Linked DNA regions of Homo sapiens: all the other regions are linked to region 2. Evidence: chromatin loops called from intact Hi-C (ENCODE). Cell type or tissue: ascending aorta. All regions are shown on one strand. Region 1 overlaps LOC105370767 (a long non-coding RNA gene). Region 2 holds the start of CDIN1 (CDAN1 interacting nuclease 1). Region 3 overlaps DPH6-DT (DPH6 divergent transcript). Region 4 overlaps DPH6-DT (DPH6 divergent transcript).

What was found. A loop is a pair of places that touch in the nucleus more often than their neighbours do. Peaks named below come from ENCODE experiments on the same cell type or tissue, not always from the same donor. Only the 100,000 strongest peaks of a DNase experiment are listed, where the experiment ranks them.
Region 1: it touches region 2 in a loop (2.0-fold over the local background); 2 of 110 quality-filtered maps call a loop at or near these places.
Region 3: it touches region 2 in a loop (2.5-fold over the local background); 5 of 110 quality-filtered maps call a loop at or near these places.
Region 4: it touches region 2 in a loop (2.3-fold over the local background); 2 of 110 quality-filtered maps call a loop at or near these places.

Annotation. Positions count from the first base shown.
Region 1 is chr15:36,354,439-36,359,438 of GRCh38, reverse strand. All of the region lies in intron 1 of LOC105370767 (a long non-coding RNA gene), which reads left to right. Among named protein-coding and RNA genes, the nearest start is that of CDIN1, 220 kb to the left of the region's middle. In ascending aorta, no CTCF peak of the experiment used is centred here; a DNase peak (open chromatin) is centred at 1,911; H3K4me3 peaks cover 529 bases; H3K27ac peaks cover 2,534 bases.
Region 2 is chr15:36,577,710-36,582,709 of GRCh38, reverse strand. It overlaps CDIN1 (CDAN1 interacting nuclease 1), which reads right to left and starts at 3,084. Exons shown (of 11, transcript NM_001321759.2): 1 at 2,749-3,084. The coding sequence starts at 2,849. RefSeq lists an enhancer at 2,846-2,965. In ascending aorta, no CTCF peak of the experiment used is centred here; a DNase peak (open chromatin) is centred at 3,109; H3K4me3 peaks cover 2,369 bases; H3K27ac peaks cover 1,062 bases.
Region 3 is chr15:35,695,057-35,700,056 of GRCh38, reverse strand. All of the region lies in intron 1 of DPH6-DT (DPH6 divergent transcript), which reads right to left. Among named protein-coding and RNA genes, the nearest start is that of DPH6-DT, 150 kb to the right of the region's middle. In ascending aorta, a CTCF peak has its summit at 2,368 (motif pointing left); no DNase peak of the experiment used is centred here; H3K4me3 peaks cover 334 bases; H3K27ac peaks cover 3,532 bases.
Region 4 is chr15:35,748,758-35,753,757 of GRCh38, reverse strand. All of the region lies in intron 2 of DPH6-DT (DPH6 divergent transcript), which reads right to left. Among named protein-coding and RNA genes, the nearest start is that of MIR4510, 180 kb to the left of the region's middle. In ascending aorta, a CTCF peak has its summit at 1,964 (motif pointing left); DNase peaks (open chromatin) are centred at 150 and 1,937; H3K27ac peaks cover 1,413 bases.

The sequences.
Region 1 (5,000 bases), 220 kb after region 2:
GCTGATTTTGCTCGTGGTGAAATGTGCCAGGGGCATCACTGATCAAAAAAGGAAGTTGGCCCTTATCTTCGGCTATAAAGTTGCCCAAAAGGAACCTTTGAGCAGAATTCTCATGCTTGATTTTTTTTTTTTAATAGTTGTTTCCCAGCCCAACTCAGGGAAATTTCCCAAGGACCATCACGTTTTACTTTGGTAGCATCCCTAGGATTCTCTTTACCTCCCTTTGTTCCAGCAGTGTTGTGGTCCATCTTCACATCCTTAAATGCTTTGCTTTCAATGCATTGGTTTTCTATATAAGTATTAGATTCTAAATTCAGGTGTTATGGAGCCAAACTACTAGCAATCTCTGAAAGCTTCTCATTCTTACTTCCCAGAGTTTCGTTGTGTTCTTAGCTGTTGTATTAACAATTCAACTCTCCAGATAATCTCCCTATGGCATATGCAACATGGGCATTTGGAATACAGTCTTATATCTTTATGAGAGACACAACTAATTTTTACACATATACCAATATAAGCATTTCTTTAAAAAGTTCCCAACAAAGAACACAAATAAACTAACCATTGCTAAGAATTATTTTGGGGGGTGGAGGTGGCCTTTATCTGGTGAAATTCCAGTGGGCAGAGAGCTTGAGCCTGGTGGTTAATTTTATATCAGATTTCAGCCAGCCGGCAGTTACTCTTGTCTGCCGGTAGACTACTTTCTCTGTCACTTGGTATTAGATGTATTACACACCAAGCAGTAATTATCTTTGACACATAATTATTATGGTTTTGATGACAAGAAAGTCTTTTCTTTCAGTGCTTTCATAACATATATTCCTGAAAGTCCAGGCTTGCAAAATGCAGCTAAAAATTAAAAGCACTTGGATTCAGATTGAATTTGAGGAGAGGGAATAAAAGAAAAGAATTTCTTGCACATGGAGGAGAACAGTTTGAGAAGAGCAGAAAAAAAAAAGAAAAGGTATAGACTATTTGAAAGTTTCCCAGATGACCTCATCTAAGTAGGTTGCTGAACAGGAATAAAATCTTCGAGGGTCATTAATGCATTGGGGAAAAGCTGCCTGGATGCAGCCATGTCACTTACTCAGCAGGAAAAGGGTGCCTTTAAAATAATAAACTGATGAAGGCTTGGATTTAAAGAGAGAGGAGAGAAAAGAAGGAGGCTCCCGGCAAGGCCACAGAAACCACACAAATGAGTTTCTAATCTTGCCACATGGGCATTTTCCAGCTTTGAGCTCTGAGTCAACCTCAGCTGCAGGCCTGGATGAGCAGTTTAACAATCCTTGCCCCTAAAGACAGATTTTTTTTAAAATAAATGATCAGAATCAGACATCTTGAGTTTCTTGAGCCTGGGGGCTCTGTGGTATTTAAACAGGCAAGTGTCTGGTGCCCCTCAAGCTGTGCCTATGGCTGTGTTCTTATAAGTCCTGGTCACCAAGCTGTGGCTGCAGAGCTTGGTATAGGCTCACTTGGACAAGTCCCTGAAACTTATGTTTAGGAGCATCTGGGGACAGTGGGAGGTTGTGAAGAGGGTGAATAGGGTGGAGACTAGGGGAGAATGGGGTGGGTTGGAGACACTTGCTGAAGACTAGCATTATAATACGTGGATGTAATAATTTAACTCTAGGAAGTTGATGTTATCCAGCATCTGATTAGCCCAAGAGGAAATCTACTGGGTTGGGTGATGACAATTGGGCTGTGACCAAAGCTGGTTTCCTTTTCTCCATTTAGAAGTAAAAAATGTGGACACCAGGGAGTCCCTTATATTCCCAAGGGTGCTACCTCTCCTCATAGACTTCTCAGCTCAAACTCAAATAATAATAATCAAGCAAACATACTTGAATGCAGCTCTAATTTTAGTTCATTTTATTATTTAGAGATGGAGAGTGGAGGAGGGGAGGAGGTGGAGGCTGCCATCTATGACTAACGCTGTCTCGCAAGCTCTTAAGCCATATTTAGTAACGTGGAGTATAAAAATAAGCTTTTGGTTCAATTTTTTTTAAGTTGACTTCTGTTTCCTTTCTTCTGTTCCCTCTCCCAAAGACGGATTTAACTAATTACACTTTCAGCTGAATGCTGATAGACATGTATTTATTATCGGTGCTGTAAGCCCTGGAATTCTTTCTTCCCTCTGTGAGGCCACAGACATATATATTAAACTCCAGTCTCTGTGAGCTGTCAGAGTTATGGTCCAGCCAGAGCAGTGCAATATGATAAAGTTTTCAGGCCCTGTTTAGTTAAGACTGAAGATCTGGTACCCAGCCAATATCCACCACTCAGGGCTCTTTTCACAGTCCAAAATGATTTGGCTTAAACGTTTCCAACTGTGATGAGGTCCCATTTCAGTGATTATGCAGTCATTCACTTTTCCACATCAACATCAAAGTCATTAACAGCCGAGTATTATTGCGTTGGCTGGAATTCAGTTAAGAACTAGAGGGAAGTTGCCCTTTATTAAGATAAATCATTGCCTTGGTTATGTCACCCATGAAATAATCAATTTACTGTGTTGGTTAATTTCCTTCCTCTTTGATCTGTGAATTAAATTCAACAGATCATTGTTTCACACAACTACCACTCAAAAGATGTTTCAAGGGAAAAATGCATACATATGTTCTGATTGCTGCAGTCTTACAAGTATGATAAACAACACAGCAACACTAAGGGCTCAGTCCATTCTATCATTTATTTCCACAGTTATCTTATCTTCCCAATGCTCCAAGGGCAGTGTAACACCCTGATCGAGCTGGGCGATCCTCTCTCGGAATTCCTAAAGTGTTCTGCTAAGAAATAAAATGTTAAGCAGAGCTAACCTTAATGCTTTTGGGATCATAAACTTGTACCAAATCCAATGTAGGATATTCTTGTCTGGAATTTAGGATGAATAAGCCGTGATCTTTACAGGGATATTCACTTATAAATGTGAGGCATCCTTTAGAAGAATCTCTCTCATAAATACAAGGCATTCTTTGCTCCATAATTCATGGTTTCTTATGGGGAAAAGAAGTTGAGTGGGATGTTTTATTTTTCCTTGCTTTGGTGATTCCTCTGATAAATATTCTTGCGCTTGGATGATTTAAAAATATATATTTTATAATGAAATATTTCAAACATGTAGACAACTATAGAGAATAATATAATAAAAATCCATGGACCCATAACACAATTTTATCAAATCTTAACATTGCACTTTAGGGGTCTGTGTGTGTGTGTGTGTGTGTGTGTGTGTGTGTATGTGTGCTTTAAGAAAATAAATCTCATAGATATAGTTGAGGATTACTATGTATTCCTTTTCTATCCTTATTTGTTCTCTGTCTCCTCAAAGGAAATGGTTATCATGAGTTCATGCATATAAATGTTTTCTGATTGTTTTTGACTACATACTTTTATGACTATGAACAACATATATGCTATTTTACAGGTTTTTTTAACCTTTTGAAAATGATATTACACCCTATGCATTCTTTTGTATCTTGTTTGTTTCATATACATTATATGTTTGGGATTTACCAGTGGTAACACAGGTAGATCTAAGCCACAGTCATTTTAACTGGAACACAGTATTTAATTGTATAAGTATATGTAAATCTTAGCGATGTGTCTTTGTGCACAGGTATGTGCTTTTTTCTCCTAGGGCACATACCAAAAAAACAAAAAAAGGGGGTGTGTAGATTTTTGGGTCATCAGAAATGCACATCTTCAACTTTACTAGACATTGCCAAATTGCCAATTTATACTCCCACCACTAGTAAATGTGAATCCTAATTTCTCCAAACCTTCTGTACTAGAATGATTAAGAATAATTTTCTTTTTGGAAATTTGACTTAAGCATCTCTTCTCTGGCTTCCATGTGCTCAGTCTACATACTGAAAATAAAGTGGAAAATTGTAGCCATCATCATTCTAATGGAGGTGGAAACTGCCTAGATAATTATCTCTTAGCTCTGTTAACCTTGACTTTGTAGATCTGGCTAAAGAGATACCTGTCGTCAAAATAATAGAAAAGGTTAGGCTATGGTTTGAAAAATTTGGCTAGCTCTTCCTAGTCAGCTGGGGTGGAGACATCTGACAATTTCCCAGATACTTCAGGCCCCAAGCAACACTTTCTCAAACTGTTCACAACAAACACAGGGCTGAAATCTTAATCTCTTCAATCTCAATTTGCGTAGATATGACCAAACTACTGCAAAAAAAAAATTTTTAAGTCTCTTGAGTCATAAAAATTAAATAGCATTTATTTGGTACTTAAGAGAATATTGAGCGTGGTGACCACTATTATCTTGTACTTAGGTTAACACGAGACACTGCATCTAAGAATTTATAATAGAAAAAGTAAAACCAATATTAACTGAAATTAGTAGGATCAAACCTAAACATGCATAGGAAACGATACCACCAACTGTGGTTAAGCCCAACTTCAAAATGCTGGTCTTCCCAAACAAGGTGACACGAACTCCATCTGAGAGACACAGAAGAGGATTCAGAACTATGTCTTCAGCCAGACTGAATCAAGGTTACTCCCCAAGCAAGAGGGAATAGGGCCTGGCATCAGAATCCATTCTACATTTTGTATATTTAGTTATATGTAAGTATGCATATTGTATAGAACAGTCTAAAAATTATGTATTGACATGATTATTTTACTTTACTCTTTTGCAGATCAGGGACTGGAAATTTTCCCATGTCACTTTTGCTATTTCTAGGTGGACGTTAGGCATCAAATCAAATGTGTGTTTTGTTTTTTTTTTTTGAGACCGAGTCTTGCTCTGTCGCCCAGGCTGGAGTGCACTGGCGCCATCTCGGCTCACTGCAAGCTCCGCCTCCCGGGTTCACGCCATTCTCCTGCTTCAGCCTCCCGAGTAGCTGGGACTACAGGCGCCCACCACCACGCCCAGCTACTTTTTTTGTATTTTTAGTAGAGACGGGGTTTCACCGTGTTAGCGAGGATGGTCTTGATTTCCTGACCTCGTGATCCCCCGGCCTCGGCCTCCCAAAGTG
Region 2 (5,000 bases):
TGATTTGAATTAGCTAGTGATTGTCTAAGTGTGGCTGTGGACTTGGAGTCCCTGAGACCCTCTCACAGGTCTACAGGGTCAACACGACTATTTTTATAAAAATAGCAAGATAGTATTTTCCTTTTGCGCTGTATTCACATTTGGACTTATGGTACAAAAACAATGGTGAGTAAAACTGCCAGCTCCTGAGCATAAAACAAGGCACAAATCATAGGCATCATAACTGTACTAGTAGTCACTGTATTCACTGCCACACACGTGCAGGAAAAACAAAACAAAACAAGACTTTCACTAAAGAATATTCTCTTATTAATTGCATTAAATCTCAACCCTTGAATACACAACCTTTTAACATTCTGTATGACTAGAGTAAATACAAAGCACATATACTTCATATCAAAGTATGATGGTTGCCTCCCAGGAAAGCACTTGTATGACTGTTTGAGAGCTGAACTAGCTACTTTTTCTAGGGAACACCATTTTTACTTGAATTAATGATAACAAAGTATATTATTCAGATTTAAGTATCTGGCAGACACTTTCTCAAAAATAAACAATGTGAGCCTGTCATTTCAAGGAAAACAACTAATAGCATTTGTTGCCAATGATAAAATTTGAGCTTTCAAGGGAAAATTCAAATACTGGAATGCTCATATCCATCACCACAAGCTTGACAGCTTCAAATCTTACAGACTTCTGATGAGATTAGAGATGATATTAACAAATGTAATTTTTTGATATTGTATAATGAAAGGTGACATTTGTAAGATCTGCACAACTCACAAGCAACATTTTACAAAGGAATAATGCACGATGATAACAAATCAGGCATGGGTAAAAGATCCATTCAAGTTCAAAATAGGCCAATGGATTGTAATGCAACAAGGTAACAATCACCTTGATGTGGTGATTCACCCACCTCAGCCTCAGGAGTAGCTGAGTAGCTGGGTCTAAAGGCACATGCCACCACACCCAGCTAATTTTTTGGATTTTTATTAGAGACGGGGTTTTGCTACGTTGCCCAGTCTGATCTGGAACTCCTGGCCTCAAGTGATCCTCCCATCTCGGCCTCCCAAAGCGCTGGGATTACAGGCGTGAGCCACCACACCCAGCCCTAAATAGCTCTTTAATCCCTTCTTTTGCGGATTAGTAGTTCAGCTCTCTCTAAATAAAGTTTCCTGTGGAAGGAGAGTTGTTATTTATTCCCTGTATGGCATTTGGGAGAAGTGAAAAAGATTTGAGTATATCATGAATAAGAAAGAAAAGAGCATAAGAGAATACACCAGACAGAAGGGAGGCTTTTGTAAGTGTTGATTAAAGTAACAGACACTTACTTATTATAGAGAAGACAAGGTATTTGCTAGAGAAAAGAACGAAAAAGAGAAAAAGAGGGAGAGGAAGAGAAAAAAAAGCAAAATTACAAGTGATTGCATACATAGTGAGAGGAGAATATCAAAATGTATGCTCTTTCTTAAAACTGCCCAGAAAAATCTACCTATTCCCTTGGCTGACCAGTCTTCACCCATTTCACTGTTCATGTGCAGAACTGGCAAGAGTTAATGACAGAAAATTAAATTATGTGTCAATTTTGTTCCTTCTTAGCAAGTCTGATAAAATACTAAAGGCTATAAAGGGATAAATATTGCCCTAAATCAAATCTGGATAATATTGAAAAGAGACTCCTTCATTTTACAGACTAGGAAAACCAAGTCCTTCAAAAAGCAAAGTCATAACAGAACTTAAACTTATGCTTCAATTTGTACTTTGATACCTATTATCCAATTACCTTTCTTTTCTCAAGAAATTACTTCTGTCGTGTTTGTTCAGGGACTGAATACGTCAAGGATGGGGAAGCTCTCCATTAGGAATAACCATGCTCAGTGCCACAAAACAAAATGGTACAGGTTTGGATTTGGTTTTTCATTAGGAAAAAAGTAAACAAACATTCTCTGCTTTTAACACAACATAAATACAGTGACCTGGTTGTCCTCAACTGGTTCCTCATGTAATGTTGGGGTCTCAGTTTCCACTTCATTAAAATGAGAAATCTACATAATTCCCAAAGTCCTTTCTTAGAAAGTTGGATAATTCTAAAATCGCTGAAAAAAGAAGTGTTTGGGGGAGGAAGTATGAAATACACCCGGAATGTGTGTATGCATAACATATATGGAGAAACTTTAGATCTGGTTGTTCAAATGGCCAATGACCCAAGAGTGGAATCCCTGGGTACCCTGCTCTCTGATTGGATTGAGAACCCTTGAGGTCACTTAATTCCACAGTTAACAGTACAAGCCACAGTCAAACAGTATGAAGCCGCTTTACCTCTATGCTCCCTTGTTTGTTTCCAACGGCCAATTGAAAAGGGTCCTCCATTTGCTCCTTTCGAATCTACAATTCATATTCCCACCCATCATTCATTCCTACTATCTGTCAATTAACCTCTGGTCATTTATGAAGCACCTACTATGTTCACCCATCACCTAGCACGTACCACGTTTTCCATAAATATCTGTTGACTTGAATTTAATTGCAAGGCCTTGGAAGGCTGCCATGAACTCACCGTTAAGAGTTTTGTGTGGAAGGCGAGTGAAAGAATAAACCTTTTTTCGCCAACCTCGACCTCCTAACGCCTGACACTGGTGTTCCTCCCCACTCATGTGTGACACGTGGTTCCTAAGCGCTGCCTGGGCGGCCCAGGCACTGCTGCTGCAGGCAAAGGGCTGTGAGAGGGGAGAGATGGACACTTACCTGGGAAACCTCTGCTTCAGCTTCCTCAGGCTCTGCCTGGTAGGCGGCACAGACACTAGGCACTGGGCTATCTCGTCGTACTGAGCTTTGGTCAGTATCATGTTGGGCCAGGGACCAGGAGGTGGCGGGAACAAGGAAAAAACACCCTGGGGCTCAAGTAGCCTTGGTGCCGAGGGATGAGGGGTAGGCAAAGCGGCACAGGCCCGGGTCCTCGCCTGCTTGGCTTGCCCCAATCCCCCCTGAAACACACCCCTAGCTGCAAAAGCGGGGCGGAGACTCGCCCGGTCCCAGGCTCCACCGGCACCTCCGCGGCGGGGACTGGCTGTACACCAGAGTGCCCTAGCTTGGCTTACTGAGCAGCCGCAGTGGTGCGCCGAAGGCAACTAGCCGCCATGTCAGTTAAGGGCAAACCAACCAGGAAGTAGCGGCCGCCCTTGGAAAGGCGCCGCGCCAGAGTTTCAGTAGGCAGGTAGGAATCCAGGGCATCGCCCACCTAGGATCAAAGGGTCAACAAGGGATGCTTTGTACTCTCCCAATTACTAGAAGCCAGGGCGGCCTGACGCACAGACCAGGCGGCAGGTCTCACGAGTGCCCCGCGATCCTTCAGCGTGAGCCCCCGAAAGCCCCTGCCAGAGCGCGCGATTTGAATACACTTCCTAACGCGCCAGTTTGAGCGCTCCTCGGAGCGTGGACTGGCCTGCCGAGAAACCATGTCTTCACTCTACCAAGTCTGTCATGGTCCGAGCAGGAAAACTCACTAGGGTCGCTGTAAACATAATTTGGCTTGTGTTGAGGAAGCCCTACAACTTCTGTACATCGCGTGGAAGGCAGTTTTGTCCTTGTTGAGAAACAGACTTGAAACAAATCCGACGTCATCAAACAGCCGGCAGTAAAGAATGTCACTTTTGGCCGGGCGCGGTGGCTGACGCCTGTAATCCCAGCACTTTCGGAGGCCGAGGCGGGCGGATCACGAGGTCAGGAGATCGAGACCATCCTGGCTAACACGGTGAAACCCCGTCTCTACTAAAAATACAAAAAATTAGCCGGGCGTGGTGGCGGGCGCCTGTAGTCCCAGCTACTCAGGAGGCTGAGGCAGGAGAATGGCGTGAACCCGAGAGGCAGAGCTTGCAGTGAGCCAAGATCGCGCCACTGCACTCCAGCCTGGGCGACAGCGAGACTCCGTCTCAAAAAAAAAAAAAAAAGTCACTTTCACTCCTTGCAGTTAGCTGCTCAAGGTCTAAAATCGCATCTTATTGTAACCCCAGTTCTCAGAAAATAGTAGGCGCTCAATAAATGTTTGGAGTAATGAGCCAATCTTTTTTTATTTTCTATATGTATTGTGAATGGATCTCAGTTCTCCTAAAGCAATTTGTTGGGATATCAGTCCCTCATTTAATCTCTTTTCTAAAATCTGTTTGGTTCTTAGAAGGTCATGTGTTGTGTTTCTCTTCTGATTTCAACAATTTAAGCAAACTAAAGCAAAGGTGCTTAGACTTTAGAGAACCTGTAAGTGGTTTAAAATTTTTCATCTGGAATAATGCCTGGGTTGGAAGTTTTAGATATACCTCCTTGAATAAATTCCTTAATCCATCGAAGCCTCATTTCTTTTGTCTGTAAAACTGATTTAATTCATGGAGGTGTTTTATTTGTGTATGTTTGATGTAGAGATGGAGTCTTACTCTGTCGCCCAGGCTGGAGTGCAGTGGCTCCATCGTGGCTCACTGCACCCTCGAACTCCTGGGCTCCAGCGATCTTCCCACCTCAGCCTCCCGAGTAGTTGGGACTACAGGCACATGCCACTACACCTGGCTAATTTTAAAATTTTTCTCTAGAGATGAAGTCTCGCTTTATTGACCAGGCTAGTCTCAAACTCCTGACCGGAAGTGATGCTCCAGCCTCTACCTCCCAAAGTACTGGGATTACAGGCATTAGCCACTTCGCCCGGGCATGGGCTGTTTTTAAGATTAACAGGCTGGTACAAATAAAAGATTATATAGCGTGGTGTCTAGAGGATAGTCTATGTGAAATATTAGGTTGGTGCAAGAGCAACTGCGGTTTTGGCCATAAATAAATAGGCTAAGTAAGACTACTTGATAAAAATGGACAGGGCGTTTACTAGGTATTGTTTTACAGGCTCCCCATGCACAGACTCGCTTAATCCTCATAACTTCCTGCCAGGCAGGTACTATTGCTGTTATCCTCCTCTTCCCTTTTGTACAGAGTGAAAAAACTAAGACATGAAAAGGTTAAGG
Region 3 (5,000 bases), 880 kb after region 2:
CCATGCTACTGTTCTGCCTATGGAGTAGCCATTCTTTCATTCCTTTACTTTCTTAACAAACTTGCTTTCACTTTATGGACTCACCCCAAATTCTTTCTTGTGCAAGATCCAAGAACCCTCTCTTGGGGTCTAGATCTAGAGCCCTTTCTGATAACAGTACCAGTACTGCTTGACTCCCTAGTAGGGCATCTCTCTCTCTTATGTGTATTATGTTCTTCCAACAGTTCTCTACCTCAAGATCTACTAATCAGCAATTATTGATACTAAAAAATATCTTTTTGGCGAATAGCGTTGTTTCTCCAACTTGTACACCAAACACAGCTGAAAGCTAACATTTTTAAGCCCTGGATCTACAATGAAGAGAAACCAATTCTCCAAACCAATTGTTACCAAAACCAATCAACCCTTAGAAATGCTGAAAAGGGCAGTTTTCTTCTGAACTCTGTAGGAAAATAGAACAAGAAATGCAAGTCAAGTTCCAGGGCTCCCAGTGAAATAATTCACCATAGAAAAGGCTCCTGACACCACAGGGAAAAGCACTTCTGCTAACACTTCAAAATGTCCCTTAACCATGCTCTTCTACTTTGTAATGATTGCATGTTTTCCCTTTGGGCCTACTAAAGTATTTAATTGCAATTACACTCATTTACATAGCAGATGAGGCTAATTGCTGGTATTAGTTACCAAATGTATGCTTGTATTGTGAGGGTGAAAAAAATGCCCTACAGAAAAGAAAACGACTGTGCCTCTAATTAAGGAGTTATGAAGTCAGAATGAGCTGGTTCCAAGATGTAAATATGAAATTGAGGGCTTTCAGAACTCTATAATGGTTTTTTATTACTCCATCTCACTTCCTTGATTACACACAATGTTTAGGGACTAAAGATAAATACAGTGCAATGTTCATAGTGCTGACCTGATTGCTAGGCATGTTCTCTCACATGTAGAGTGAAATAAACGCAGTTGTCTTGCAAACCCATGATAAATGGTGGGTTTTGAGTACCTGGTCTTCATTTACTTGGCTATTCAATTGCTAATTCTGGTTCCACTTATTGCAAAAGCAATGCTGGCATCCTGAAATACACACAATTTGGTATCCAAAGCTTGTTTTGTACATGCAGTGTAGAATAAACAAAGAAATCATAAAATGTACACGTTTTCGGGGGAGGGGGAAGACTAAAAGTTAGAAACCTCTAGGTTGTTTTGGTCTTCCTTGATTAATTTCTGTGTAGGTACCATAATGCCTAAAATATGGAATTCTGTGGTGACTTGCCTTGAGGAAGCTTCCAATTTCATTGGGGAGACAATTTATACACTTGAAGCCATCTCCGTATATATAGTTCCCTATACATTTCATGCATGGAAGAATTTAAGGCAGAATGGTAGCCAACAATAAAAGATGGCAATATTTAGTGTTAACTGTAACCAGTTCAGGGGGTCAGAGAGGCGAGCTGTCAGAAAGGACAAGAGGCCTTTGAGTAGGCATCATAAGAGAATGTTTGCTTAACAAAAATCTGCAGTGAACCAGTAGTCCAACTCTCACAGCACTCCAGCTGCCGAGACTAACAAACTCTGGTGTTTAAGAGTTTTTGTCTCCCATGATGATTTTTCACCTGCAAATTTTATTTTCCAGTTTCCCATTCCTTTTTCTTCTTTGTTCTGGATCCTCGCCACCACATCCTACACCTCCTCATAAATGAAATTATTTCATTAAAAAAAGAAAAAATAAACTTTTCAGGCTTTAAAATAGACTTGCTTAATTTTCTTTATACTGAATGCTTAGTATATGGTGTAGCGTTCAGTTACCTACACAGGTCACTTCATGAAATGAGTCTGGCTCTCAGCCAAGCTTCTGCCTCTCCCTTTTCTCTATGTTAAAAAAAAAAAAAAAGATGGGTGTTGGGGAAGAAAAAATAAGGGGAAGAAAAAGAGAAAGGATGAAGAAAATCCTCCTAGCCACCAAAAAAAAAAAAAAAATGCATTCCGTGGATACCACGGCCTCACCCTCCTTAGTAAGCATTCTTTTGAAACACAGGCCTTTGGTAAACTAATCCCAGGTGGTATGATGACAGGGTCAGCAGAGTGTTATTTTTTAAACTTGTGTGAAAATTTATTTTGAGTTTTATCTCATTCTCTGGGCACTCAGGCAGTGCAATCACTAAGCTCTGGTGCCAAATGTAAACAGGACATCCTTTCAGATATCGAGGTCCAGCTGGCGAGAACACACACCCTCTGCTTTTTGCCCTGTTCGGGAAACCAACCCCAGTCCTTTCACAGAGAGGTGCTGGAGCAGGGGAAACCTGCTCCTGCCTGTGGGATGTAAACAGAATCCTTAAAAACATCTTTTTTATCGCTATTGTTTGATGGGTTCCTTACCATCTCCTAATTCTTCTTACACCACAGCAACACCTGCAGGCTAAAAATTGTCACAAACTCCCCGTGGTTGTGATTTGTCACAAAGTTTTACATTTACTTGGGATAGGTTATATCTTAGACCATGGGATCAGAGACTGTTCGGGCTAGAAGGCATTTGAGAGCTCATCCAGCACAATTTTCTAATTTTGCAAATAATAATAGATGCTGAAGAGTGAAAAAGAGGCATATATAGCCTTTGAGTAGCCCAATCTTCAGATGAATTGCTGCCCCATATACTCTTGGAAGCAGGTGGGCTATAAAGTAAAAAAAAACATGAAGCCTAAGCTGAAAGAGCTATATGTATATGCATATTTTTATCATTTATCTGTATAACACAACACCAGAAAAAGTAAAGCTAGTATACTAGCAAGAGCTCAGTGAGGTACAAGTTTCAAGTAACGTAGAGGTTTATAGTTTAAGGGCATCAGTGAGAAACAACTAGTCAGGAAATGCCTTAGGGAGGAGGTGAAATTCCCATAGTGCGCCCTCTTCCACGCCGGCAAAGGGGAGGAAATAAATACTCGTGCCCAGGAGTTTAAGAGTGGCTGACTCCAATTCTTGTTGATACAAAATTTTATCAATTTTTATCTCTGCTGCCATTTTCATTTTTATTTTTAACTTGTCTTCTCGTTGTTTCCTACTCTGTTGCACCAACTCTGGGAGCCCCATTTCAAACTCTATAGGACTACTCTCAGATGTCTGCTCAACTCACTGACTCATCTCTCTGGAATTGCTCATAGGAGTAGCTCCCCAGCTGGCTGATATATCATTACCTCACTTCTCCACTCACCCTACCCAACTCCACTGCAAAGAGGTGATTAGATCAAGGATGAAAAGCTGATCCACTTTAAGGTCATCCACTTCTCCTAGGAATTTGAAATTCAATGATAAGAGAGTTCCATTAGTTTTTACATTCAGTTGGAAGTATGGGGCTGGGTGCAGTGGCTCACACCTCTAATCCTAGCACTTTGGGAGGCCAAGGCAGGAGGAAACTTATAGCTCAGGGGTTTGAGACGAGACCAGCCTGGGCAACATAGTAAGCCCTCACCTCTACAATCAAAAAATCCGCCAGACACGGTGGATAACTGTAGTCTCAGCTACTCGGGAGGCAGGGGCAGGAGGATCACTTGAACCCAGGAGTTTCAGGTTGCAGTGAGCTATGATTGCACCACTGCACTCCAGCCTGGGTAGTAGAGTGAGACTCTGTCTCAAAAAATAAAATAAAATAAAATAAATGGAAGTATATCAAGTGCCTCAGAGACCTGAATGCCAGCCATATGTACCAGAAGCAGAAAGAGTTAGAGAAAGAGTACTTTCTGGCTTTCCTGACTTTCCTAGGACTATTTCAATCTTTTCTAAGGGCTAGCTACACTCCTGCCCTCAGGTACCCATCAATATCTCTATATTCCTATAATAAATTCTCAATATTTACTTAAGTAGCTTGAGTTGTTTTCTGTTACTGAAAACCAAAGCTTTTCAATTAAAACTCACATCCTGGGCTTGAATATTTTCCCATTAATTCCATCTGGCCATCTGTCTAATTCTAGAACCACCCAAACCCAAGCATTAAGAGCAAGTTCAAACTAGTCCATTATTCTTTTCACCCCACAGATCTGTCAAAGGACTAGCAGGCCAAGTTCAAACCAGATTTAAGAACAGTTAACTAAAATCAGATTACTCTTAGCAGCTTTTCAAACATGCACTAATTGAATATAAAGAAGTAATCATCGGGGTCTCCAATACAGCCTAGCTCCTAGTGTATTGACTTATCAGAGCAATCTCACTTTAAATATAACTTGAAATAATATTGTTATTCCATGCCTTTACACTCTTACATTTGTATATTTAATACGGTAGTTTGCTTAAAAAATCAGTTAAACAATTATTGCTTATACAATAGTATGGTGCTATGATTTAAAATAAAACATTTACAAAAGAAGTTTGGCTTTATAATGAGATTCCTAAGTAAATCTGATTGGAGAATGGACTGGCTATGGTTAGAATTGATTTTGCTAATGTCATGTTCAGGTTTGAAAAGAGGAGCACATCTATTTGAAGACTGAAAATTTCCACTGGTCAGTCAACACACACTGTCCGTAGTCAGGTGAACATGTCAAGAATAACACTTTTAGAGACTTTGGTTCTTGCAAACAGATTATTTTCTGAAGAATCACTAATTTCCTGTTTCTTCAAGAAGGTCACAGAGACTCTGAAGCATCACATTCCCCCTCCCATACCTGGGTACCAGTCCTCCCATCAATCCTCCATCATTATCATAACACTGCCCAGGACCGAATCTAGGCTACATTGTGAAGCCGAGCTCTGTTTCAGTGTCCTCTCCAAAGGTAGGTTCTCAGAATCCCCATGCTACCTCTTCAGACCAGGAATCCTCCCTTTCATCCCCCCCATCTCCACCCTCAGCACTTTTTTCCTGGACAGTGCCCAGTGCTTTTGACTTCACCATTTTCCACCACCATTATTTATCTTTCCAAGTCCTTTTACCTTAGGACCTTGGTGTCTGCTGATAAAATGGTAAGTATTTAGACAGTTCTGATACATTAATTCACTACCTCCTTTGGCTAATT
Region 4 (5,000 bases), 830 kb after region 2:
CAGGGATCTGATGACTAAATAGACCTTTTTATTCATTGCTTTGATCTACCACCAATTCTATTTAGTCATCTCTGCTCTGAAAACCAAATTCCTTTATAACTCTGAGGGCACATGATGGCTTGTTTTGGCACTAACTCTGCACAGCTAAAACTCTGGGCTACAGAAGCCAAAAGATTTAAGAGCCTCTCACCTCACAAACTTGAGTTTCAGGTCAGGGCAGTGACAACCTGTCAGAATCTCGTTTGTGGCACCCAAGCAAGCCAAGCGCATGGACAGCGGAAATGGCTAGAAAAATCCTCAGACCCTGTTCCTCTTGGCCATTAATTCCATTGATTATTTTGGTGTTTAAATACTGAGACAGGCCCTGGTGCCAGCCCAAATACAACTAGTCAACTTACATTTCCGTTGGCCTTTTAGAACATGCAGATGTACCAAAATCCTAAAACACAGCTGAGTTAAAAATTAAAAAAAAAAAAAAGAAGAAGAAGAAGAAAAAGAAGAAAGAAAAAAGAAAGCAGCAAGGGGGAAAAGTGTTCCAAACAAACGAAATGTTGATCTGCCTTTTATTAATTTCATTTTTTATCTTCTTGTGTACAGATTTTTGACAGCTGTGACATTCATGGGCAATGCATTTGAAAAAGAAGACATAAATATTCAGAGACATATTAGAATGCTGTTCAATGTAAGCACCTGTCTACTTAGTGTTGACAGAAAATCATTTACTTTGCTTTATGCATGTTCCCTCCAGAGACCACAGAGGTCCTATTTTATTTAAAGAGCTGGTCCTAACATCAGTGCTTGCTCTTGAAACTGCAGTATATGCAGCTAATTATATTTATTGAGGAAACAATTTTGTTTTATATTTTCAATAATACTTAAACAATTTTGTCAATCTTGACCTCAGAAATGATTTTCCCCAAGGATTCAGTTAACCAAAGACTTCATACAAGGCCTGAAACCAGTGTCCTTACACTACACTGTTGCCATTATCACCTAGGGAAGTTTTTGAAGCACAACTTTCAGAGAGAAGTGTGCGAGGTAAGACTGCAAGATCTCTGTGGGTCTAAGGAAAACATCACAGTCAATAAAATCCATGCTAGCATCCACATATATGCATTTATTATGTATTATAGTGATATAATCTGAGAAATTCATATTGCATAAAACAATACATCATTAAAAGCTACATGAATCATGAATTGTAAATTAAATGTATCAAATTTGGTGAAGTTTTTATTTCTTTTCTACTTGGTAAACCTTCGTTTCTTTTCCACCCTTGCCAAATCAGAAAGGTAATCTCAGGTCTTGAGTGAAAGGTGACCGCACATGGAGAAAAGGAAAGGAAAAGAGGGAGGGAGGGAGGGAGGGAAGGAAGGAAAGAAGGAAGGAAGGGAGGAAGGGAGGGAGGGAGAAGGAGAGGGAGAAAGGAAAGCAGAAAGGAAGAAAAAGAGGGAGCGAGGGAGGGAGAAAAGGAGGGAGGAAGAGAGGGAAGCCAACCTTTATAGGGACACTGAGATTACTGTGAGGTGACCTCGTTAGGTGATTTCTATATGGCCCCACGAAGCCGTCTAACTTGTTCCCAAGTGATTAAAATAGGCATGGCTAAGTTAAATAATTATTCCCCCAGAATAATTTCCTTTCTTTACTTGGTAAAACGCCTATCTTGAAAAAGTATGGTTTGCCATGGGTTGACGCCTGACTACTGAGAAAAATCCTTTAGCTGAATCTCAGGTCAGAATTAGAAATGTACCGTGTCATCAGAAATATAATGAAACACAAACGGGAGTGAACAAAGCCTAATTTTTTGACTACGACATTTCTCTCCATTTTAGTTTTACCTGACATGAGCGTATAGTGATGTTAGCTCCCCTGATGTGGCACGGGTGGATGAGGCTTGGGGGAAAGGCAAGCAGAGACCTGGGAGCTCACGACTTCCAAAACCTTACAATGCTGCCACCTACAGGCCGAAACTTCTAAAGCGGATTCCATCAATACTGTGTTTTCCTTCCCTTAACAATGAAAAAACACACAAGATTGTGGTAGAAGACCAAAGCCCCAAACCCAGAGTCCTGTAAAGAGTTAAGTCACCAGGTGATGTGAAAGAACAGGCCCTTTAGCTTAGCTAGTTCAGTGCCGTTACATAATTTAATTAGGATCATCACACGGCAACCGAAGCTGTCTAGAGGAATTATGAACCACAAGTTCAGATCACATGTGAATCCCTTTGCTCAATTAAAGCTAAGCAATTTTTAAGGTTTTTTTTCCCTCTTTGCAGTATATGCAAAGAGCAGTGAAGCGTGGCCTGCATATTTTTCACATTAAAATTATTACATAAAGCCTGTAGCATTTGAAATACTTATGGAAATCAAAACGTTACACTCTGACCTTGGGCATTTAAACTTCGTCATTTTTAAAGCTATTGTTGCCATGCTCTCCTTTGTTCTAAGAAAATTACTGTGGTTAGTTATAATAGCTGAATGAATAATTACTGGGGGAAGAAAAGAAATATGTAATAGTGTCGAAATGATTCTTGAGCCTACATTCTCCTAAACAGAGTTTTAATTCTGTTTTGAAGTCCCAGCATTGTGACTAAAGGCATTATCCTACTTCTCTCTTCTCTACTGTAACGGCCAGAAAAAGTGATCGCTTTCTTTCTCACTAGACTATTCAGTCTACTTACCTTTATGTCAGAAGAAACTCTGCTAAGAACTGGATGATGGAAAGAATTTCTGGAAGAGTCTGATTCTAGGTTGATCTATTTTTTACGCTGTAAGTACATGTAGCACCAAGCATATTAGGCAAATGTTCATTGTCAAGTTTTTTCTACACTTTTAAACTTCCCTTGGGCTTTTAGCTTTTTTTCTTATTAATTATATCAGAAAACAAGAAAAACGGCAATATTTTCTATTTTTAACTCTGTTTTTAAACTTATATAATCGGATACAGAATAATAATTTCAGTATTTTAAAATTATAGCATGGGATCATATTTGTTAATCATATGTATTAAAATTACATTTTCAAATCAAGCTACCAGAAATTTTTCAAACTAGTGGAAGCTTAGAGTTAATTTTTAAATGTTTAGTTGGAGGAATAAGTATTACCCTTAATAAAAGAGCATCCTAATAAAAATTGCAGTACAAAGATGCAAATAAATAAATGTCAGTGCTAGAAAATACATTACATTTAGTTGAGGATCTCTACAACTTGGAGTAGACTGATTGATTGATTATAAAATCCCCGGTATTTCCATATGTATTAAGACAATTGAAATTAGAATGGACAATGGAACTTCCAATAAATACTGTGGGAAATTCTTCACTAACTTATAGATGAAAGATAACAGGCAAAACTCATTTTACAGTATTATAGTCTACTTATTATTTGCAACAGAAAAAAAAATTCTGAATTTTAAGGGCACACACAAACATTATATTGGAGTCACATGTTACTTATTAGTTTCTTAGATGAGAGTTACACACAATGCAAAAATGATGCAATCTTTACTTTTTTAAAAATTTGAAAAAGTTAAATCTTCCTACTTTTGCAACCAGATATTTGCAGGATTAACAACTCCTTTAAACAATAGTTGGATTTAACCATAATCAGAATATAAATACAATAAGACATTCCTAAGGGGAATGCAATTTTTTTTAATTTCCATATTTGCTACAATAAATGTTATGCCTAGAAATTTTATAGCTAACAGAAACACAGAAAATACTATACCCAGAGCTAGAAAACTGTTCCAGTACAAAGCAAGTCTGATATATTACCTTCCAAATACACAGCATATCCCTGGTAAAGTTGTAAATTATGGTTGCAAATGAGGCCACAAACAAAATTTTGCTCAAGGCATGAATCATAAATTCAAACAATAATCATCTCCTACATGAGGCACAACTACTTTGTTTACTTCTTAGACACTGTTTCCTAAACATGAAGATGAAACTAGGTCAAGGAAATTTAGCATCTTTTTCTCATGAAGCATGCTATGATATTGGGTGGCACTGCCTTATTTAAAATCGCACAAACCTTTTAAATATTAAAAATCTATTTTAGAGTACTGAGTCCTTAAGCATTTTTACATTTTACCTCATGATGAGACGATATCATTAGAACTATAGCCATTAAATGAGGAAAAATAAATTATTTACATTAGTTACCACTGGAATTCTACTGTTTTTTATATCGAAAATAAAAGGATATTTAGCTAATGTTAAATGGTACTTTTAATCTATTCAGTTGATCTGATGGTTTGCTGTTGCTTGCACATATCTGGGGAGTCAAATGTTTTTCTCTTTCATATTTTTAGAATTTCTAAAAGCCTAATTCTACTAAGACTTTTTTAAGCGCTAAGCTTAAGAAGAATGGCCTTTAATTAAATCATTCAAATCATAGAAAGAATCATGATGTTAAATCACTGAAATGCAAGTTCTGAGAATTACCTCAGAAGAACATACAATTGTAAAATATTGTTTGGAATAAAAATTTGAACAATAACTTAGCAATTTTTATTTGTGGACAATAAGAATGAATAGCAGTATGTTCACTCATCTGTAAGGTCCTTTGGTGTCAAAAACATTCTGTTCTTTCAGCAATTAATATCAATAATAATAACAATCATGATGGTCACGTTGATTAAATGCTTACAATATACTAGGAACTGTGCTATGTATTTTATATGGATTAACGCATTTAATTTCACAATAACTCTTTAAAGCAGAGATCATATTTATATCAGTCTTACAGACTATGAAACTGAGGCTTGGAAAGAAAAGTGCCTTCTCAATGGTCACTCTGAGCCAGGCCCTGAGCAATCAGAGGTGGGCTGAAGGGCTATTTACTGAAGAAACCAATAATCTATTCATTAAAACTTTCTATCAGTATATAAACCAAGGGGGACAAATAAAATTTGATTTGTTACAAGCCTATTCAATTGAAATTAAACAATGTATGGGTACGCGTATGGAACTAATAAACTGGCACAGTGATCTACAA